Linked DNA regions of Homo sapiens: all the other regions are linked to region 2. Evidence: chromatin loops called from intact Hi-C (ENCODE). Cell type or tissue: A673. All regions are shown on one strand.

Evidence for each region. Hi-C counts contacts between places; a loop is a spot of excess contacts. Peaks named below come from ENCODE experiments on the same cell type or tissue, not always from the same donor. Only the 100,000 strongest peaks of a DNase experiment are listed, where the experiment ranks them.
Region 1: it touches region 2 in a loop (4-fold over the local background); 2 of 110 quality-filtered maps call a loop at or near these places.
Region 3: a loop joins it to region 2, with 4 times the contacts of the local background. A loop is called at or near these places in 2 of 110 quality-filtered maps.

What each region holds. Positions count from the first base shown.
Region 1 is chr5:18,300,888-18,308,887 of GRCh38, forward strand. No RefSeq gene overlaps it. Among named protein-coding and RNA genes, the nearest start is that of LINC02100, 440 kb to the right of the region's middle. In A673, a CTCF peak has its summit at 4,624 (motif pointing left); a DNase peak (open chromatin) is centred at 4,604.
Region 2 is chr5:17,278,902-17,286,901 of GRCh38, forward strand. No RefSeq gene overlaps it. Among named protein-coding and RNA genes, the nearest start is that of BASP1, 65 kb to the left of the region's middle. In A673, no CTCF peak of the experiment used is centred here; DNase peaks (open chromatin) are centred at 3,610, 4,290 and 6,020; H3K4me3 peaks cover 389 bases; H3K27ac peaks cover 7,069 bases.
Region 3 is chr5:18,110,169-18,118,168 of GRCh38, forward strand. No RefSeq gene overlaps it. Among named protein-coding and RNA genes, the nearest start is that of LINC02223, 310 kb to the left of the region's middle. In A673, a CTCF peak has its summit at 3,776 (motif pointing left); a DNase peak (open chromatin) is centred at 3,723.

The DNA of each region.
Region 1 (8,000 bases), 1.0 Mb after region 2:
AAAAATCTTATTGTACTGAAAAAACATTGATGTCTACTACATTGGAAGGATTTAAAGCCTTGAAGCATTTTTTTAATCCAACAAACTAAAAATGGAGACTGAGTGAAGATTGCGAATTCACTGAATAATCATTTTGATTCAAATGGTAATGTCACTGAGAAGAAACATTTATTTGACAATCACAAGTGGTATTACCATTTGAATAAAATGATAATTTTATTTTGTTTGCAAAATAGGGTACACATACTATTTATAATTATTTCGTTGTTAAATTTTAAAACTAATTTAATTTCCTGGCCTCTTTCTAAAGTGTGTAGATTAATACCTAATTAGAATTTTAAAAATGAATTATTGGATCTGATGTTTAATGAGATTGTCTGTTGCCATAAGAAATTATAATCTGTTTCACACCTATTTTCTTCTTTTTCAGCTTTTACTTTAGATTCAGGGAGTGCATGTGCAGGTTTGTTACCTGGGTGTGCTGCATGATACTGAAGTTTGGGGTGATCAAATGATCCCATCACCCAGGTAGTGAGCATAGTACTCAACACTTTTTCAACCTTTTCTTCCCTTACTCCCTCCCCTTTCTAGTATTTCCCATTTCTGTTGTTACCATCTTTATGTCCCTGAGTACCCAATATTTAGCTCCCACTTACAAGTGAGAACATGTGGTATTTGTTTTTTTTTTTTTTTTTCCTGTGCTAATTCACTTAGAATAATAGCCTCCAGCTGCATCTATGTTGTTGCAAAGGACATGAATTCATTCTCTTAGAACTGCGTGGTATTCCATGGTGTATATGTACCACATTTTCTTTATACATTTCACCATTTATGGACACCTAGGATGATTTCATGCCTTTGCTATTGTGGAATTGTGTTGCAATGAACATATGACTGCATGTGTCTTTTCGGGAGAATGATTTGCTTTCTTTTGTATATAAACCCAGTAATGCGATTGCTAGGTCAAATGGTAGTTCTAGTTTAAGTTTTTTGAGAAATCTCCAAACTGCTTCCCACAGTGGCTGAATTAATTTGGATTCCCACCAACAATGTGTAAGTGTTCCCCTTTCTCAGCAGCCTCGCCAGCACCTGTTGTGTTTTGACGTTTTAATTGTAGCCATTCTTACTGCTGTGAGATGGTATCTCATTGTGGTTTTCATTTGCATTTCTCTGATGATTAGTGACATAAGCATTTTTTTCATGTTTGTAGGCCACTTTTGTGACTTCTTTTGAGAAATGACTGTTCATGTCTTTTACCCATTTTTAAATGGTTTTTTTTTTTTTTTTTTTTTTTTTTGCTTGTTAAATTCCTTATAGATTATGGATATTAGACCTTTGTCAAATGTATGGTTTGGGAATATATTCTCCCATTCCATAGGTTATCTGTTTACTCTGTTGATAGTTTCACTGGCTGTGCAAAAACTATTTAGTGTCATTAGGTCCCACCTACCAATTTTTGTTTTTGTTGCAATTGCTTTTGAGGACTTAGTCATAAATTCTTTTCTGAGGTCAATGTTCAGAATGGTGTTTCCTAGGTTTTCTTCTAGGATTCTTATAGCTTGAGGTTTTACATTTAAATCTTTTAAATTTTGAGTTAATTTTTGCATATGATGAGAGGAAGGTATCCAGTTTGATTCTTCTGCATATGGCTAGCCAACTATCCTTGCACCATTTTTTGAATAGGGAGTCCTTTTCCTATTGCTTATTTTTGTCTACTTTGTCGAAGGTCAGATGGCTGTAGGTAAATTTCATATATTTTCAAGAAGAGATTATGTTTTAGAGTTGATGCTGTCAATAAAGCACAAACCAAATAGGTTAAAGTAGTATCTAGAGTTATGATAAGATGTTTATTATATCTGACAGTAAGCAGATACAGTAATTTGTGGGACCAAATACTACATTTGGTTTGCAAGCATTGTTCATGGCATTGAAAGACCCTTGGTTTAACCAGAGAAAGAGCATGGGCTTATTGAATTCTAGTTCTGCGACTAATTTTGTGACATTGGACATATTTAGTCTTCCTGCTTTATTTATAAAATAGAGATGACAATGCATATTCCATAAGGTCTTTCTTAGGAATTAATCTGATAATGCCTAGAAATTCTCAGAACACTGCAAAACTCAGTAGCTTACCCACCACTATAATCCTAATTTTTTTATCCAGCAAAACAAATTCTGATATTGGATAATGCTAGATGCCAAGTCTTTTTTTCTTTGTTGGTAGCCTTTCTTATTGGGAATGTGGCACTGTATTTTTTTCTACAAAAAGGTAGAAAAGCAAAAATCTGAGCCGATGTGTATATGGGTTTTTCATTTTCTTTTAAGCATGTGCCCATGTATTTCCCCTTTAGTATAACTATTACTATTATATGATTAAAAAAAAAACACTAAATTGGCAAATGACCCATCACCCACACACATACACACACACACACACACACACACATACACACACACACGAGAGAGAGAGAGAATCCCTAGCAATTTGGTCCAAAATATGAGCTCAGTGCATCCTACAGAGCAAATGTTCAACAACTCTGTGTGGATGGGCATCAAGTAGGTAGAGTGGAGGCTGCAATTCCTACTTTTTCTTACTAAACTCTAAAGTTTTGTTCACCTGAAAGTTTACTACAATATAAGGAGATAATATTCACTTTACCCTGAGTGCTTGGCTCTGAATTATGACCTAGATTCATGCAAAGCTATTAATTTAACATAGTTCCCTACACATGAATGAATTAAATTCCACTGAAGCATAAAATAATATGTAAATATTCAACTAGAATATTAGCCACTGATCATCTGAAGGATAGAAACAGCCAAAGAATCAACAACAGAATGATGTTCTTCTACCTGAGTCAGCTTTCAGCATTTGGAGTTGGAGTGGCCTCTGTTCTTGGCATTGGTGAGATATTTGTACTTAGCCATTTTTTTCCTGGTATAGAGGACTCAATGCCTTCTGTGATTCAGATGATTCCTGGACTCTGCAGTTTGTAGGCAGGGACCATCAAGGACTCTCAGTCTCCCTCAGTGTCCTACTACTTCTCCTTTAGGCCCTTGAATGGAAAGAGCTGGTCTTCTCTCCTGAAAAGTGGAGCTCTAACTTCCACTCACTGATGAGCAAGGCTATCTTAATTTCTATATCCCCTTTCCTGTGGGTAAATCCCAGTAGAATCACTCTCTTCTAAGAGAATTGCCTTTAGTATCTTAAAGAAGAATAAGCAAAACACTAACAATTTCCAACTGTAGCTGTAATTTCTGAATTACAGCTTTAATAAGTGTTACTCTTTTTATTAGGGAGACCACAAGGGCAATAAGCAATGTGTTTAGTTTTCTTCTCTAATATAACATTTCCTACTTTTTCCACTAACACTTCATTACTGACCCGCCTTACTGACTCTACTAAGCTTACTATATGCACATCCCCCACCCTCTCTGTCTCTCTCTTTCTCTCTCTCCCCCCTTCCCTCCCCTCGGAAAATATGGATAAATATGGATGATGACTATCCAGAATAGCTTCATGTACACTAGTATATAACTCTATGAGAATTCATATCTGAGAAAGTTGCATATTCCTTGAAATTTATGCCAACAGATAAAATTGTTTCTAAAAAACACTCTGGTCCGGTGTGGTGGCTCACACCTGTAATCCCAGCACTTTGGGGTGCCAAGGTGGGAGAATCACTTGACGCCAGGAGTTCCACACCATCCTGGAAAACATATTGAGACCACATCTCCACAAAAATTAAAAATAAAAATAAATTAGCTGAGTGTAGTGGTGTGTGCTCTTAGTTATAGCTACTTGGGAGGCTGGGGCAAGAGGATGGCTTGAGCCCAGGAGTTTGAGGCTACAGTGAGTAAGCTATGATTATGCCACTGCACTATAGCCTGGATGACAGAGTGAGACTGTCTCTAAATAGTAACAATAATAATAATAATAATTTCTGATGACAACTTGATTGATAAACAATATTGATAATGCAGATACCAATGCATTTTGTATTGTTCATTCTTTAAAAAGCTGAAAAGAAAGTCAGTGTACATTCTTTAAAATTCTGGTTGCAAAAACATTATGAGTTAGAGAAAAAAAGTTAATCTCCTGGGTCAAAATCAAGAAGATGGGTGAATTTGTTGCTGTACTATTGCCATTTTCAACCACTACTACCAAAAATTACCCATAAAATATTAAGTATTATGTTAATGCAGATAATGAATTTTGTATTTCAAGATATAAAAATATATGATGATTGTTTTTTCAATGGAATGTGTTAAAATATCAAGATTGAAAAATAGTAGATGGGTTTGCAACTACAAAAGTGTTTTTAAAAGCTGACTTTGAATTGCATAGTTAGCGGACTTAACATTGCATAGTAAATAGATCCTTTAGAGAACAAAGAGAATCCTATTGAGTCTGACACAGTGGAATTGGAAGATTCATTTGAGGCAGAATCTCATTCCTGATGCACATATCCACATTATTGTCCCCACAAGTTAAGTTTCTGCCCATGCTTTGGTAGAACACACAAAGTGTTAAAAGTGCATTATGGTCATCTGGTTTTAGAACAGAGTTCATCCTTTGCAAATGAGGAATGGAGACTCAGAACATGCTTGCCACCTGGTGTGCATGCAGCTGAATTACAACTGTGCTCAAAAATGCAAAATGTGAATGCATGGAGGGTAATGTAAATAGAGGATTTACAAAATGCGTAACAAGTATACATTTTTAAATTAGTTGGCAATAATCCAAAGTATATAAAGTATTTCTGAAATTGCTGTCACCTTAGGTATTTATATTAGTTTGCTAGGGTTGCCATAACAAAATGCCACAGACCGTACAAATGGCTTAAACAAGAGAAATTTTTTCTCTCATCGTTCTGGAAGTTGGAGTTTCAAGAGCAAGGTACTGGCAGGGTTGCTTTCAACTGAGGATTCTCCCCACTTAGCTTGCAGATGGCCGGCTTCTTTTGTTTTTGAGATCTCGCTCTGTCGCCGGTCGTCTTCTCATCATGTCCTCACATGGTTGTTTCTCTATCTGAGTGCATCCCTGGTATCTCCTCCTCTTCTTATAAAGACATCAGTCATACTGTATTAGAGCCCACCCTAATGACCTCATTTTAATTTAATCACCCCCTTTAAAGAGCTAATCTCTAGTTAGTAGAATATAACTTAACTACATTTATATTCTGAGGGGCTATCAGAATTTTGGGGTGAAATAGTTCAGCCTACGATAGTATTCACTTCTAGATTTGGGGTAGTACATGAAGATCAATATACATCATTATGGATCTTTTTCAAGACACTACAGCTTTTTCATCATCCATTTCTTGTTAGGGAATTTAGTCCAATGGGACTGCACTATGCTTTATAAGTCTCCACTAACACACGGAATTTCAGGCACAAGGCAGAATCTAAATAAACTTTTGTAAATGAAAGAATGAACAGCATGTGAGAAGATTATTGAAATTGAGCTGGCTAATTTTTTTATTCTCATTTCCATCTTCCCCTGCCACTGTCTCCTTCAGCTGCCAATTTCTTTCTACTTTCTGAATCTGATGAAAGAACATTTTGAAAAGGACCAGGGGCTTTAGGGACCAATGAAAGAGAATTAAGTAGTAGATAAAAAATATAGCTTTGCTTTCCTTAATCAAGTAACATAAACACTGTGGAAAGTATAATCAGAATACATTTGAAAATAAAATTTGCTTTCATGATTTTGAAGGCATGCAAGGAAAAGATACAGTAAAAAAGAGTGTGCTCTAGGCTGAGGTGGGCAGATCACGAGGTCAGGAGATCGAGACCATTCTGGCTAACAAGGTGAAACCCTGTCTCTACTAAAAATACAAAAAAAAACCAAAAAACAAAAAATTAGCCAGGCATGGTGGTGGGCGCCTGTAGTCCCAGCTACTCAGGAGGCTGAGGCAGGAGAATGACGTGAACCCGGGAGGCAGAGCTTGCAGTGAGCCAAGATCACGCCACTGCCCTCCAGCCTGGGCGACAGAGCGAGACTCTGTCTCAAAAAAAAAACAAAAAACAAACAAACAAAAAAACAGTGTGCTGCTCTTTCGTAGGTTGGAGATATTGTCCTCTTTTTTACCTTTGAATTGGATTTTATGTCAAGTTCTTAGATGGAAATTTTAATTGACATGTGACAAAAATCAGGGAAAAGCAAAATGAAACATATTTTGATTACCACATATATTTAAAGTGAAGAATATGAGAAGTCATATATTCTCTATAAATGAGAGATGATTGTAGAGGTAAAGGAATCATTGAAAGTATTTTTATTGGGGAGAAGGAAACAGATGTGATTGGAATGGAATCATAGATACTTCAAAGTGTGTGGAGATATTCTTTTTCCTACGATCAATGGTAGTCACATGGATGTTCTTTTTCACTTTTTGCAAGTTATATAAATAGCATATATATTCACTTCTATGTGTAAAATCTTGTGTGTGTGGTTTTAGTGATTGAATATAGATTAAGTGAACTTACTACTTGTTCTAGAACAGTCATGACGTAGATGTGAAAACTTTGGCAGATCTTTCAGTCTCCCACAAACTTTCTTAAATTAAATCGAGGTGCTGCCTGGGCCTGAGCCGATGTTTGTCTCTGGAGCACAGGTGGATGCTCTGCACTGCCCGTGATTTCTGTCTGTAGTCACCAGATCACGGACACTCCCTCTGGCTGCAGCTGGCTCCCCAAGTTTGACCAGAGGAGGTACAACTCACCCCTTGACTGCTGAGGTCCAATGCAGAAACGATACCTGCTCTTCTCCTCCTCCCATTCCCTACAGCACAAATGAGTCCAGATATACTGTTTCTAAAACTTTGTCAATTGTTGAGAAACAGAATTATAGCATAGAGAAACTTATGTCTGTCTCTAAGTTACTTCTGCTTTGCTGAGCCCTCAGACCTCAATACAGGAGACCCGCCCTTGCTATACCAGCCCCCTTGCCAGATTACAAAGTCATAGTCCGTAGCAGAAGACAGGGTCAACCTGCCACTTAGGCAGGCATTTTACATTCCTAGAGTCTGCTGAGTCCAGGTTGAAGAAAGAAAGGGATAAAGAGGAAACATCCCTCCATTCTCATCTCAGCCTAGGGCATTAGGGAAGAAATGTAGATTCTTCCCCAGGATCTGCATGTCTCCCTGATGTTTGAGAACTATCCTTTGGGTCAGAGTTCATGCCTTCTCTCAAAGCTGGATAGCTATTCTTTGGCTCAGAAAGGGCAATCTATTCAGAACTGAAAGACATGCCATGATTATAGAAGATATTTCTATTTTAAAAAAAAATATCTCTAAAACTCTGGACTGCTCAGCATTAAATGACACAAGTGGAGTAAATCGATGGTCTAGTTTGAGCCACACTAGTTCTGTTCTTGTCACTCTTCCTCCACGGAGCTCATCCTGCCTTCACATCATTCTTATAGTCTACATGGTCCCAGCTCCTGATCCTGTGAGTAGCTGCTCACAGCAGCAGAAACATCTCTCTATAAACAGCTGTTTGTAGGTACAGCACACTCTACATTATGACTTTCAAAAATAAAAATAAGGCTGGGTGAGGCAGCTCACGTCTGTAATTCCAGTAATTTCAGCACTTTGGGAGGCCAAGGAAGGCGGATCACTTGAGGTCAGAAGTTCAAGACCAGCCTGGCCAACATGGAGAAACCCCATCTCTACTAAAAATACAAAAAATTAGTCAGGTGTGATGGCGGGTGCCTGTAACCTCAGCTTCTCGGGAGGCTGAGGCAGGAGAATCCCTTGAACGCAGGAGGTGGAGGTTGCAGTGAGCGGAGATGGCGCCACTGCACTCCAGCCTGGGCGACAAGAGCGAAACTCTGTCTCAAAAAATAAATAAATAAATAAAAATAAAACCTTAAACAATTATGAGGTAAAAATTTCACCTGCAACATTTAGAAGAAACTGTTCTAGATGACAACAAAGAGACATGGGTGGATTTAAAATCTAGAACAGGAAGGGGCAGTAGAAAACTAAACTATT
Region 2 (8,000 bases):
CCTCTCCTCTATGAAGAATGAAGTGTTCCAGGGTCTAACGTTCATTTACTGGGTGCCTTTGTGCGTACTGCAAGGAGGAAACTATGAGGAATCCAGAGGAACTTGTACAGGGATGCCAGGCTTGTCCCTCCACTTTGAAGATTCTTTTCCGTAGCTGATGCCGCCTCTGCATGATGGGAATGGACTCTGGTCCCCAAGAGCTGGCATGTGCCATGCATCCCAGGATGGCCCTTCCTGGTCTCAACCCTGAGAGAAGGCCATCTTCAGTCTGTTCCTGGCAATATGGAGGCAGAGGTGGTACTGGCACTCCCGGAATGTCATTCCCCAGTCTTGGAGAATCTTCTTTCTCTCTGGAATCAAGACGTAGGTCTAGTGGACAGTAAGGACTTGGTTGTCAACTACTTGCGCTGACAAGACCTAGACATACTTTAGCTGGGTAACTTCTTTACCTAAGTTGGGTAAATCATTAGGTACCAGCATAGCCAAGAGTACTTACTGCATTGCTAACAGGAAGTTTGTTTTCGTAAAGCATCCTGGGACTTTAATTTTCCTTGAATGAAACATCATGGTATAACAAAACACAGTATCTTCACTGAAACAGGCACATACTAGTTAGTGTCCATGATCAGAGCTAACTATAGGACACCGATCTTAAGTGTTCTTTCATAGATAGGAGGCATATACATATCCAGCAAATTTCAGTCAGGTTTCATCTATGAAAAAAACTCATTTATGAAATTTCCTATTTTGGTGTTTTCCGGTTTCTTGTCTCAAGATTGATGGGATTAATCTCCATCCTTTTGATTTCTATTCTGCTATTTGGGAAGGTAACTGGAGTTATTTTGAGCTTTGTTTTAGCTAATTTGCATAATAATGAAAACTGGATGCTCAGGAGGTAATCTTAAAAATGTACCAAATGGCAGTACCACTAGTAGTTGTGAGATTAATCAGGTGAGCTTTTACATTTATCCTCATAAAAGGAGGCACAATTTGCTTGATTTGTAACTGACACTGATTTGGTTTACTAAGTAGTTAATATTTTAAATATTTAGCTCAGAGAGTGCTATTTGGCCAGAGTGTCATGTATTTTCTCAATGCTATCTCCTCACAGAAAAATTAAAAGGGCAATGTAGGGAGTTTTTCATGAAGCTATATTTCTTTGATTTTTTTATAAATGCTATCTCTTACCATGATTCTATATGCTTTCTACTGTTTCTTTTTGTTTGTTTGTTTTTAAATTTTTTTTTAGAGAGTCTCACTGTCACTCAGGCTAGAGTGAAGTGGTGCAATCATAGTTCACTGCAGCCTCAAACTCCTGGACTCAAGCGATCCTCTTGCTTTAGCATTCTGAGTGGCTAGGACTGCAAGCAAGCACCACCAGGCCCAGCTAATTTTTTTCTTTTTTTTTTTTTGTAGAAACTGGGGTCTCACTATGTTGTCCAGACTGGTCTCCAACTCCTGGGCTCAAGTGATCCTTCCCAAAGTGTTGTAATTACAGGCCTGAGCCACCATGCCCAGCCTCAATCTTTTTAAGGACAAAATTTATTAGTAGTATATAAAATCTCAAAGTCCAGGGAATCATGGATTTGGTACATTTCTCCAAGTTTCCTCAGTCTTCATTTTATTAAAAGCATTATTCATTCTGAAGCTATATGCTTCCATTCACATACATATTTAAGGAAATTCCTGAGGGAAATAACTTTGAAAAAGAACTACAATCATAAAAAAAAAAAAAATAGTGCAACTGTACACACTGAAATAAATAAACCAAGTAAAAATCTCATACCTATCTCCTTATCTCTTTTTATTATTTTTTAAATTTTTATTTATTTATTTAAGACGGAGTCTTAAACTCTTTCACCCAGGTTGGAGTGCAGTGGCAAAATCTGGGCACACTGCAACCTCCTCCCAGGCTCAAGTGATCCTCCAGTTACTCAGCCTCCTGAGTAACTGGGACTGCAGGTGCATGCCAACACTCCCGTTTAATTTTGTGTATAATATTTTTGGTAGAGACAGGTTTTTGCCATGTTGCTCAGGCTGGTCTGAAAGTTTTAAGCTCAGGTGCTCTGCCCACCTTGGCCTCCCAAAGTGTTGGGATTACAGGCATGAGTCACCATGCCTGGCCCTATCTTTTTATCTCATGTGCACTTGATTTCCATTTTTTCCTAAGGTCCATATGTCACATTTATTTTTCATTTTGTTGTCTTTGAAGGTAATTTTATATTTTCCCTGAGTTTCCCTCTGGGTCCGGGAAAATTTGTCATTAATACCATTCATTTATAATTTAATGGCTTTGTATAATGTACCCATTCCTTTTATTGCAACTCCTTGAGGTCAATGTGTTAAAATGTTAAATGGAAAAATGATGGGTTAATAACTACTTATTTAGAATCATCTAGAGAACACATGAACTTGCTTTGTTTTGTTTTGTTTTCATTTTTATTGCTTATATAGTCCAGGATTTAAGAGACTAAAATGGTCTCAATAAAAATGTTGTCTTGGGGAATTCTCATCTTAAATATAATTTTTACATATATTTCATGAATTCTGAATCAGAGTTTCAGATAATAAAAACAAAACATTGGTAGTCTTCAGGCTTCCCCGAATATCTGGGTATAGAAACTTATACCAAAGCTTAAAAATAAATATATTTTGGCCCAGACGCGGTGGCTCATGACTGTATCCCACGATTTTGGGAGGCCAAGGTGGGCAGATCACTTGAGGCCAGGAGTTCGAGACCAGCCTGGCCAATATGGCGAAACCCTGTCTCTACTAAAAATACAAAAATTACCTGGCCATGGTGGTGCACACATGTAATTCCAGCTACTGTGGAGGCTGAGGCAGGAGAATCACTTGAGATTCTTGGGGTGGAGGCTGCAGTGAGCTGAGATCGTGCCACTGCACTCCAGCCTGGGCAACGGGATGAGACTGTCTAAAAATAAAAATATACATATATACACACATACACACACACACACACACACATACACACATACACATATATAAATCATTTAGAGAGCACTTTATATATATGTATAGTTTGTAAAACTTACATATATATTTTGATAAAAAAAGAATGATCTTACAGACTGAGTTCCAAACACTAGAGGCTTATTATTGGTGATCTCACTGTCTTTTGGCTTTTTAAGCTATGAATTTATTAAAGTAGAAAATATGTTTGAATAGGCAACAAAGATTCTTGCCTTGTAATTGAATGAATTAATCTTTAATGTTGATTTGTTGTATTTAAAAGCCACACACCTGAAAGTCAGGCACATCACATAATTACTCAAAGAAAAACAGGCCCCTGTTTTACCTTGAGGAAGATTGGTTGACTTGTCACATGCTTTTGTTAACAAAAAAAGTGGGGAAAAAAAAATCCCCCCAGCCCTTCCTCTAAAAAGAAAGCAATCCTCTTAATGCAGGAGAAAGACTGCATTTCAGTACCTCAGAAACAAACCAGTTTTGAGTTTTGTCGTGAAAAGAGATGACACATGTAATTACAAGAGCCTTTTACACAGGTTGGGAGATTTGATTTGACAGTCGAACCCCATTAAAAGAAATGACTCTAAGGTCCTAAAGCAGCAGTGAACAATTTCCGTCCCACTCTGCCTCAGCACAGACATCTAAGAATAGACAAACTCTCAGCCGGAACCACCCACTGCGGGGCACCCAAGTCTGCCTAGTATGCAAATTCCCCAGAGGGTAGAGTTTTTCTTTTCTTTCTGTTTCTTTCTTTCTTTCTTTCAATTTTAAGAGCTGAAAATAATAGTTACCTTCTCTTTCAGGAGCTGAAATTGCCTTGACATTCAGAGCAAAACCTACCTTTACAAAATAAAACACACACACACACACACACTATAGTAGAAATGACAAAATCAAAATCAATTAAATAGAAGACAAGCCTAATTAGAATGAATCAGAAAGAGTTGCTTACATTTGGGCTGCTAATTAGAACTTCATAATAACTTTTTTGTCTTTTGTTTATTTCCTCCCTTCCTTATTCTCTTTCCTCTACATTTTGTCTTTCCCATCAAGTTCCCTACTTCCTCTTTTTTTGTTGTTGTTCAAGTACGTAACTTCCATTGTGATAGTTTCACTCTTTACCTACTTCCTTCCTTCCTTCTTTCCTTCCTTCCTTCCTTCTTTCCTTCCTTCCTCTCTCCCTCCCTCCCTTCCTTCCTTCCTTCCTTCCTTCCTTCCTTCCTTCCTTCCTTCCTTCCTTCCTTCCACTGACTGCACTCTGAGGCAAACACTTACATTGGGCCAGAGCTTGCTGGTTTTTCGGACTGCATAACCCTCATTCTTCATTTGTTCGGGAAGAACAAATATAATTTACTTGGAACTTTACTCATCTTACTCCTCCACTTCCCCCTGCCCCTCATTTATCTATAAGAATAATAAAGATTAAGAGAGACCATGTTCAGGAGTCAAGGTAATTTGAAATAGTCCTTGATGTACAGTGCTTATTAAAAGAGAATCTTGAAGATTCTACAACTAGAGCTCTGTTTCAGAAAACAAGGCATCAGTTCCTAAATGTCATACAAATTGACTACATAAGAATTTTCTTGGATGTCTAAATAAAGAGATCCCAGCCCCTAAGCTGTGATCCTGATTCAGTAGTTTTTTTTTTTTTTTGAGAGAGAGAGTCTTGCTCTGTTGCCCAGGCTGGAGTGCAGTGGTGCAATCTTGGCTCACTACAGCCTCCACCTCCTGGGTTCAAGCAATTCTCTGCTCAGCCTCCCAAGTAGCTGGGACTACAGGCGTGTGCCACCACATCTGGCTAATTTTTGTATTTTTAGTAGAGATGAGGTTTCACCATGTTGGTCAGGCTGGTCTCGAACTCCTGGCCTCAGGTGATCCACCTGCCTCGTCCTCCCAAAGTGCTGTTAGAGGCATGAGCCACTGTGCCTGGCCTGATTCAGTAGTTCTTAAGGAAGGTAGAGGGGCAGGGCAAGAGTTTCGTGAAGCTCCTCTTTGGGAATCTACTGGGATAGAGTGACTCACAAGATTTGAACAAAGAAGCTTGGACTAGAATGAGGGTTTGGTGGATCATTCTTTGATTTTAAGTTTACCTCATTAGAAAAAAAGATGGTAATAATAACAACAGAGTTGCTGTGAAGATTTTCAATAAGACCTGGAAGTGACTGCTTGTGATATACACTCAGTGAACCACAGCTATTCCAATGGAGGCTTCAGTTCAAAAAAAAAAAGCTGGGTTCATAAGCTCTGGCCTGTCTGTCTACTTCAATTGAGAAGGAATTTCTTAAGGTTTCCTTGGAAATAGAGTCACAACGACCACAGAATTGAGATCTGAATTGTCCTACAGAGAACAACCCCTCTTTGTAGGAGAAAAAGAAAACACAAATGTATGGCAATCTTTTTAGGGGAAAAGGGGGAGTCAAAATCCAAGATGGTTTTCCTGAGAATATTCAAATTAGATTATGGAGATAACAAGATGTGAACCAAGGAAAAAGAACGAATTGCCTTTATGCATGGGAGGTGAAGTAGCTGGAATCCCACCTTCATATCTTAGTTACCTCTGTAACCTGGGGACAGATTTCTTCTCAGAACCTCTGTTTACTCAAGAACTGGAGAGGCCGGGCTCAGTGGCTCACACCTGTAATCCCAGCACTATGAGAGGCTGAGGCGGGCGGATCACTTGAGGTCAGGAGTTCGAGACCAGCCTGGCCAACATGGTGAAACCCTGTCTTTACTAAAAATACAAAAATTAGCTGGACGCGGTGGCATAAGCCTGTAATCCCAGTTATTCGGGAGGCTGAGGCAGGAGAATCGCTGAACCTGGGAGACGGAGGTTGTAGTGAGCCGAGATCACGCCACTGCACTCCAGCCTGTGTGACAGAGTGAGACTCCGTCTCAAAAAAAAAAAAAAAAAAAAAAAAGAACTGGAGAATATATCTGCCTTGGGGGCTGTGGAGAGGATAGAAGGCTGTGTTTAGCGCACAGCCTAGTACACGAGCATTTGTTAAGTGGATGCAAGACCATGACGTTCATTTCCTTCTGAAACAAGTGAGCAATCATGAGTGAGGCAATCTCATCTTTTCCCTCACCATTTTTTATGAGCAATTTCTCTTAAAGGAAAATTCTGATGTTACGGATTAACTCTGGTTTAGTTTTTATTCATTCTGTATATATAACACTTTCCCATATGTCACCTCTCCTAGTGTGTTCTACATTGCTTCATTCATTCATTAACCAAATATTTATTAAGCAGCTGCTATCTTCCAGGCACTATATTCCCACAAATGCTAGGAATATGTTGAGCCTAAAAACAGAGCTGGCCAGGCTCAGTGGCTCATGCCTGTAATCCCAGCATTTTGGGAGGCTAAAGTAGGAAGAGCCCTTAAGTCCAGGAGTTCAAGACCAGCTGGGGCAACACAGTGAGACCCCATCTCTATTTAAAACACAAAAAGCAAAAACAGAGCTCATGAGGGAGATGCAGATTAAAACCACAATGAGATATCACCTCTCACCTGTCAGCATGGCTATTATTAGAGAGACAAAAGATAACAAATGTTAATGAGAATGTGGAGGAAGGGAACTCTTGTACACTGCTTGTGGGAGTATAAATTAATACAGCCATTATGGAAAATTGCATGGAGGTTTCTCAAAAAACTAAAAATAAAATTACCATATAATCCAGCAATCCCACTTCTGGGTAGTTACCCACAAAATTTGAAATCAGCGTGTTGAAGAGAAGTCTGTATGCCCATGTTCATTGTAGCACTAGTCACAATAGCCAAGATACGGAATCAACCTAAGGGTCCATCAGTGGATGACTGAATGAATAAAGAAAATGTGGCAGGCCAGGTGCAGGGGCTCACGCCTATAATCCTAGCACTTTGGGCAGATTGCTTGAGCTCAGGAGTTTGAGACCAGCCTGGGCGACATGGCACAACCCCGTCTCTACAAAAAATGCAAAAAACTTAGCTGCGTGTGGTGGTGCATGCCTGTGGTCCTAGCTACTTGGGGAGCTGAGGTGGGAGGATGACTTGAGCCCGGGAGGTGGAGGTTGCAGTGAACTGAGATCATGCCACTGCAGTGGAAAAAAAAAAGTGAGACCCTATCTCAAAAAAAAAAAAAAAAGGAAAGAAAAAGAAAATATGGCATACATATATATAATGGAATACTAGTCAGCCTTATAAAAGGAAGAAGTTCCATCATTTGTGATGATATGGATGGAATTGGAGAACATTATGCTAAGTGGAATAAGCAAAACGCAGAAAGACAAACACCACGTGCTCTCACTTAAACTAAAACAACTGATCTCAGAAGCAGAGAGTAGAACAATGGTGATCAGAGACTAGCCGGTGGGGGGAACAGGGAGATGATAATCAATGGATACAAAGCCTCACTTAGGCAGAAGGAATGAGTTTGATTTTTGTTTAGATCTATTGCATAGCATGGTGACTATCCCTAACAACTGAGTACTGCACATTTCCATTCGTTAAAAGAGTAAATCTCAGATGCTCTCATCACAAAAAAATAGGTCAAATATTGGAAGTGATGGATAAGTTAAGTCACTAATTAATAATTTCATATTATATTAAAAAATCATAACATTGTTTTGTACTCAGTAAATATATACAACTATAATTTGTCTATTAAAAGTCCCCAGAGCCCACAACTTTCACTTCAACTCTGGACTCCAAAACATCACTTGCCTCTTGGCCGCTGCCCTTGGACGACCCACAGGCATCTCAGAGGTAATATATCCTGACATGAACTTCTGATTTCCCCCAGACCTTGCTCCTTCATCCTTTCAGGGTTCATCTGAGGGTAAATTCATCCTCCAGATACTCACCCCAAGTCATCAACTCCACCCTCGGTTCAGCTTTTCTTATACTTGATAGTCCACGTGTCAGGAAATGTTGACTCTACATGTCCCCCATAACTGGGATCCAACCAGTCTTGCCACCCTGGCCCAGGCCAAATGAATCTCTTATTGTTTATTTTCCTGAGAAAGAGTCTCACTCTGT
Region 3 (8,000 bases), 830 kb after region 2:
TGAATTTATTACACATCATTTATTGAACTCTTTTTGAATATTAAGTTCAAGGTTGCTAAACCATCTTGGATATTAATATAATGATCATGATGAAAACTTTGAACACTCCTAACCTAGACTCTTTCCTCAAATTTTCTCTTTACAACATACCCAAGTTGACTATATATGCATGAGTAACAAGAAGCATTCCAAAGGAATATTTATAAGTATTAACAGGCAGGAAAAAAATCGGATGATTTTTAAATTACTAATTTAAAATGTATTTCAATATGCCAAGCCATGTTAAATCATCTGTAGGTCCAATAAATTTTAATATGTTTTTTAAAACTGAAGAATAATGCTTGACTACAAAAGATGAAGTTGTAGACTTTATTATAATAAAAATAATGGTTTGGTTTTGGAAATTGTATAGATTTCCTTGTGGACATAGTTTGTGAATAAAGCTTTTTCTTGTTTCTTATTTTTGGTTACCACATCCTCCACCTAATGTGTTCTGAGGATGATGATGTTTGAAATTTACATTAAGATACCTTCTTGTTAGTAGGAGTGTAACTAACCAAGGAATGGAAGAAACAGTGGAAAGTAGTGGGAAGGACCCCAGCTTGCTAGCATGAGGTTCTTTTTATTTTTTCTGCTATCCAGTGATTCTTAATCATGTCAGGGTCACACATTCCTTTGAGAAACTAAAGCTATGGATGGTCTCCCTATAAAAATGTAGAAACTCTGTGGGAATTATTAAGCCATTGTCTGTCAGCTTAAAGCCCAACCTTCTCTATTGTGCTTGGCCATTGTGGAGCTGGAACTCAGACCACTGCATTCTGCTTTGCCAACTGTCTTCCTGTTTGGCTTTGCCAATAAAAGGTATGAGAGGGAGGCTGCAGGGCTGGAGAAAAATGAAGAAAGTTGTTTCTTTCTATCTGCCTCCCTGGACTTCCTGTCTGTGAGACCCTCCCTTAAGTTTCTAAGTTTATGCCATTGTTTCTTTTTCTTCTGAGCACTAGAGGTTGTGGTTATTTCCTGTACTTGCTTCTTCCATAATACAGTGCTATATAGCATTTTCCTTTTACGTTTTATTTTTAGGTAATGATTCCTCAGATGAATTCCCTCCATTCAACTAGCTGGTGTGGTTTTAGTCAACTGGACCCTGACTGATCAATATTCTCACATAAATAAAACTTTTTTTTTTTTTTTAATTTTCAGGAGGCTGATTGATTCCTGCTTAGGAAGTAGTTAACCCAGGGCCGGGCGTGGTGGCTCACGCCTGTAATCCCAGCACTATGGGAGGCCGAGGCGGGCGGATCACGAGGTCAGGAGATCGAGACCATCCTGGCTAACACGGTGAAACCCCGTCTCTACTAAAAATACAAAAAATGAGCCGGGCGTGGTGGCGGGCGCCTGTAGTCCCAGCTACTCGGGAGACTGAGGCAGGAGAATGGCGTGAACCCGGGAGGCGGAGCTTGCAGTGAGCCGAGATCGCGCCACTGCACTCCAGCCTGGGTGACACAGCGAGACTCTGTCTCAAAAAAAAAAAAAAGTTTAAACAGTGGCTCTCTAAATCCTCATAAGTTCTAAAATTCAGTGTTTCTCGTATATATATGATTGGGGAAAGGATAAAAAAATGATCAATGAAACTATTAATGAAAATGTGAGAAATAATCGTGAAAATGTGAAGTAATCATCAAGTCCAATCTGTACCCATTTTGAAACATAAGTGGGTTATCAACAGAAGTAATTATTTATAGGGAAGTGGATGAGAAAAAAGAAAAAAATTTTTCTGTGATAGAAGTGGGAGAGTAGTCTTGGCATATGGTCCGTAGGAATTGAGTACAGATTTTGACCACCAGAAGGAAACAGGAAGCAGATGAGTGAAAAACACAATATCGTTTCAAAAAGTTTTTTTTTATATAAATGCAAGTAATAGAGCTGCAGAGTACAATTTTTAAAAATAAAGCTACCTGTACAGTCACTCTTGATGTGCCACAGTATTTCTTATCACAGCAATGCAGCTGCTGATATTTAGAACCTAGAATGGATTTCTTGCAAGACGCTGGCAGTAATTCCTACACATCCATAGCTGTCAGTGGAGTGAGTGCATTGTCACTATTATGAGGTCGTTATTGACACATGACTTTTATAATAGAGGAATTCCCATTTATGACATCTCAATTCTCCTAATCCCTTCACCTTCTCTGCTAATCGAAAAAAAGTTGAAGTATACAGTTAAGGGCCAGAAGTAACAAAAAAAAAAAAAAAAAAAAAAAAAGAAAGAAAGAAAATAAAAGAAAAAAAAATCAGTCTCTTTCCTCTGAGAGCCCAACTCCTAGTAAGAGAGACAGAATCAAATTTAATAAAATTTGAATAAGCTCCATAGGAAGTAAAGGGAGAAATCAGTGTTAGAATTAAGGATGGTCGAGGGCACAGAAAAACTGGCCACATCCCATTGTCATTCTCCTTTCCAATATGCTCTTATTTCTGGAGACACAAGACTGTATCTTTTAATCATTTACTTTATTGTGCAACTCGCTGTATAACATCTATGTCTTCAAATTGTTCGGCATTCAATGGGATAAGAGAATGAATTTGGAAAACCTCGCTGGCATTTAGCTAGGTAATTGAAGATGGAATTCCATAGGACTATCCCTTAGGCATACACCATACAAATTTACTCATATAAAATGTGTTTTTTTCCCTTCAGTTTTATGCAGGTGAAAAAAATATACAGAGTAGGAGCAACTTTTAGACTGAAAAATTTATCCGTTTATATATTACTATAAAGAAAACCACCCCACTTCTTCTCAGGTGACAATGGAAAGGCTTGGTGAACTGATTTTATTACATGAGCGATTAGTTAATTTTATTTCATTATATTTTCCCAAATGATAGGGAAACAGGGTGGTGTCATCACATTTTTTATCTTTTCTATTCTTTCCTGCTTAACCATCTTCAGCCAACAGTTTAGATCCTTACACAGTGCACAGCACAGGTTATGTGGTCCAAGGGAATAGACTTAGCCGCTTGCGACTCTTGAAATTTAAGTTAAGATTAATTGAAATTAAAAAATAATAAATTTGCAGTTTCTCCATTGCACTAGCTACATTTCAAGATCGATAGCCACATGTAGTGTCTGCATATTAAACAGCAAAAGTGTAAACTATTTTCATCATCTCAGAGAGTTTCATTACCCAGTGTTGACCCTAGATCATCAACCTAATAACGATTCTGTAAAAGTGCCTCGCCTTCATTTTTTCATCCCTATGAACCTACTGTAAGAATAAAATAGGATTTGTGGCCGGGCGCAGTGTCTCACGCTTGTAATCCCAGCACTTTGGGAGGCCGAGGCAGGCAGATCATGAGGTCAGGAGATCGAGACCATCCTGGCTAACATGGTGAAATCCCGTCTCTACTAAAAATACAGAAAAATTAGCCGGACGTGGTGGTGGGCACCTGTAGTCCCAGCTACTCGGGAGGCTGAATCAGGAGAATGGCGTGAACCCGGGAGGCGGAGCTTGCTGAGATTGCGCCACTGCGCTCCAGCCTGGGCGACAGAGCTAGACTCCGTCTCAAAAAAGAGAAAAATTAGGGCTTGTAACAGATTCTTTTTCAGTAGCCACAGCAGATGCCTTGTGTAGCATATTCAAGGCATTATACCCAAATTGTTGCACTGCAGAAGGGGAGACAAGGTTTTTTCCAAAGCCCTGAAACACATGATTTGGAAATCTTTTGCAGTCTTGCCTTATGAAGCAGCAGTGCCACCAAGTGTTGGGTGAAAACGGTTTCGATTTTTGAAAGACATTTGATGAAAATTTTGAATTAAAAAAATCAACAGAATTAATCATAGTTGCCATTTAACCTGCATAGGTTTATATCATGAAGCCTTATGTATCACTTTCCATTTATCACAGATTTTAAAACATAGTAAGAATAGATACAGTTAAATATATGCTGCACTTGATGTCTTTTTTTTTTTTACTCTAGCTAAAAGAAAGATATAGCATAACAATTTGAAAGGATGTGATGATTTTTTCTCCTTCACCTTGGATCTGTATATTTAGAAATTCTGCAATGTGCAACTCTGAACTGCAGCTATCTATAGCGTGCTCCTAAGAAAGAATAAATTATTTAAACACTGCCATTGCCTCAGATCTAGATTTTACTCACTCTTCTTCATTCCCTCAATCACCACCCCCTAACTTCCCTTCCCCCGCACCTTGTAGATCAGTCTGCCTCTATGGAGATTTTCATCCAAAACATGACGTGCATTTTATAACCGGAAAAACCGTAGACAGAAAAATGGTGGTTTTCATTTTCTGTGTTGTCTTTATTACAGATGGAGGGAGGAAAAGTCTACTGGTTTCTCTACCTTATTTATAACTGCAGCAAAATCCTATTTTACTTGTCCTCTGTTGCCATGGTTACAAGCTTTCCCATTTCAACAGGTCAATACAAGCTTTCGGTTTATATAAGGTCTTGGGTAATTCATCTCAGCATTGCACAAACAACAAACCAGCTCTTATCTCCTCCTTCTTTAAAAAATAATCTGTCAAACCCCTGAAAGAACAATTCATTCTGATTTTCAAAATTTGTTATTCTCATCCTTATTCTCTTGTTTGTGGTTTTATGCTAATGTTCATTTAGTACTCCAAAACAGGACACAGGTTTTGTTAATGTAGCAACCTTAGCAGCTCTGTGTGCATGAATGTTCTAAACTGGCTGATTTGCTAATAGTACTTCATTTGTTTCGTGGAGAATACATACATTAAACCTGGCATTTTAATAGATCACATTAAAAACGCAATATAGATCAGATGGTAGGAATTTGGCAAAGTGTTAAGATGTGTATTGGTCTGTGGTTCTTATTCATCAGCCTCAGGTATGTTTTTCAATGCTTCTGAGAGGTTTTATTGCTTCTCATCTAGTCTCTAAGTGCCATATGAAACATGCTCTATTACTTAGAGTACCTATAGTACAGAAATACCCCACTGACTGTGTTCTGGACTTCAATCTCTTTCTCTTTAACTCTGTTCTTCAAATCTCTTGTAGAATAATGTTTCCAAGTACTATATTTTATAAGCACATTGTTTTCTAGGTCAAATAATATTTAAGATTCCCAGTGCCTACCAAACAAAATGCAAATTATTCATGTGGACTTCAAATATCCCTATATTTTATTATACCCAATAAAAAGTAATAGAAATCATATTAACTGCATTGATTGCAAGGTCAGTTGGAATTCTGCTTCTTTGGGAACAAACAAAAGATTTTGAGTTGGAGTCTGAGGGAAGAAGAAATGAGAATCTTTGTGATGAGACACAGAGGAAAGATTGTCAACTGTATGGGAGAATCAAAGTATGAATAGATTAAACACACACTCACATGCACACACACAGACTTTTTCCAGCCTTTACTTATGAAGGGAATGATTTTATGTCTGTGTTCTTCCTTTGTATAAAACACGGATCAGGTCGGTAACAAAAAGATGAGCAGAAGGGAGTAGAAAGGACTTCGGTGAATTGACGGACCTGATGGCGGACACTCAGATTGATTTTATCCTTTATAGTGGTTAAACAGATGGCATGATCATACATCTCTGTGTGCATGGGACTGTCATGTTTCACTCCTGTTGTCATGGGCTAATAGCTCCTCATTTCACTTCCTAAAATGTTTGGGTTTAGATGGTAGATCACACAGTCACCCCACTACTAAAACATTGCAGGGAGTCTATTTTGACCTGGGTGGCAGTTTGTAGCTTCTGTTACTAAGATTTCCCCTCAGAACACGATGCATGGTGACAGGTTACCTAAAATCTTGTCTTAAAACTGAAGCAAGTTGTGAAGAAATGTTGGCTAATGTAAAATATGTATAAATATTTTGTCTGATAAAAAGGAACAATTTAAATAGCATTGACTTACTGGGAATACTTTAATTTTTCAATTAATTGTATAGTTAATAGTAGTTGTGAGTCTTTCAATTTTTATTATTTGCATAAATTAGTTAAAATAGAGTCTTCCTATTAGCCAGACATGGTGGCTCGTGCCTGTAGTCCCAGCTACTCGGGAGGCTGAGGCAGGAGAATCGCTTGAACCTGGGAGGCAGAGGTTGCGGTGAGCCGAGATGGTGCCACTGCACTCCAGCCTGGGCAACAAAAAATAAACTGACTCAAAAAAATAAAATAAAAAATAGAGTATTCCTGAACATCACAGTGCTACCTCCTGAACATCCTTTTCTGCTCACATCACTCCTACTTTGTCTTCTTGGCTTATTTCGTAATGATCAAATATTTTTAGTCACCTGGACCCCTTTTAAATTAAATATAGACAGAATTCTACCACATAAGAGCAGAGATTCTGTGACTGGAATGTAAGAAGGGAGTGAAACTTCCAAGCTGCCCTTCTTCTGCATCCTTTCAATCTTCTCTGTTTCCTACAGGAAGGCAGCCTAAGGCAACTTTTTAGACCTTAGGGTTCTGACAACACAATCTTAAAGAAATACCACTCTAGTAGGACAAATATGGACTTTCAAATCAGGTTTCAAGTTGAATCCTGTTAAATATTTAGAATGTATGTACCTATGGATGTGGCTTAAGCCCTGTGACTCCACTGGTAAATTTAAAATGTAGGGGATGGTGTACAGAATAAATGACAAAATTTAAATAGTGTTCCTAATACATGTAGACATTTCTCAAGGTTTACGTTTCTGCCGTCTTACATAGCCCATTCCACATTATTGATTCTCACCCTGTCAATGAATCACAATCACGTACAGATCTTCTTTTTAAATAGAAATGCCAGTTTCTGCTCATATTTGGACTCACGGATCTGATTATTAATCCACCCTGCTGGCCACTGGTAAAAAATGACTATGCTGCCTCCTATGGTTCCTCCTCCCCCAAGTCTAGGCATTCATGAGCTCTGACTCTTCTCCTGAGTCCTACTTTTGGATGGTAATTTGGATGAGAACAGAATCTCTCATAGCCAGGATGTCTAGGTTCAAGTCCTGGTTCTTCCGCTTATGAGTTGGCTAACACTGAACACATTACTTCTTTAGGCTTCAGTTGACTCATCTGAAAAACGGGTTTGTGGCAATATTAAGTCTTATTCTCAAAATACTTCAACACTCTTCTCCTTATCATTTCAAATAAAATAACTCATTATTTTATGTTCTTGAGAAAAGAGAAATAACAATGAAACCCAAACACAGCTTTCTTTTTAATTCACATTTTTTTGTCTGACTATTCTATAAGTAATCCAGATTCAATGGTTCTGAGAGGTTTTAACACTTCTTGTCTAGTCTCTATTTGCTATATGAAACATGCTCTATTACTTAGCACCTAAAGGACAGAAATACCCCACTGACTGTTTTCTGAACTTCAATCTCTTTCTTTTTAATTCCATTCTTCAAATCTCTTGCAGAATACTGTTTCCAAGTACTATATTTTATGAACATATTGTTTTCCAGGTCAAATAATATTTAAGATTCCCAGTGCCTACCAAACAAAATACAAATTCTTCATATGGACTTCAAAGATAATTCTGATAAATGTTTTAAAGGTGTAGGGGAGAGCAGGTAAGCAGCATTGTCAGTTGGTGGGCAGTCTGAAATGGCTTCAACATTTTACAAAGTTGTACTTTGTAAAATCTCAGGATAACATTAACAGGCTTCTTATATCAGCAGTAAGTGAGATTTTTATTTCTTTGATAGATAGTCAGACATTTTATTTTTATCCCTTACTTCAGCTTTGTTTATTCATAAAGCAGGTCTAGTCAACAATTCCCCAATTACATTGCCACTAGATATATAGAAGTGGGTATTGTTTCTAACTCCATGAATTAATACTCCCAAAATTTTGATTTCTATTGAAATATTATAGATTTTCTCCTTTTTGATGGGTTTATTGCTCTCAGTAATGAATGTTCAAGTCTCTAGAGGAAGTGATTAAACTGTTGTCTTGGGAATTCTCCTGCACTTGGTGTATCTTACATTAGCATATATGGCAGTGCAGC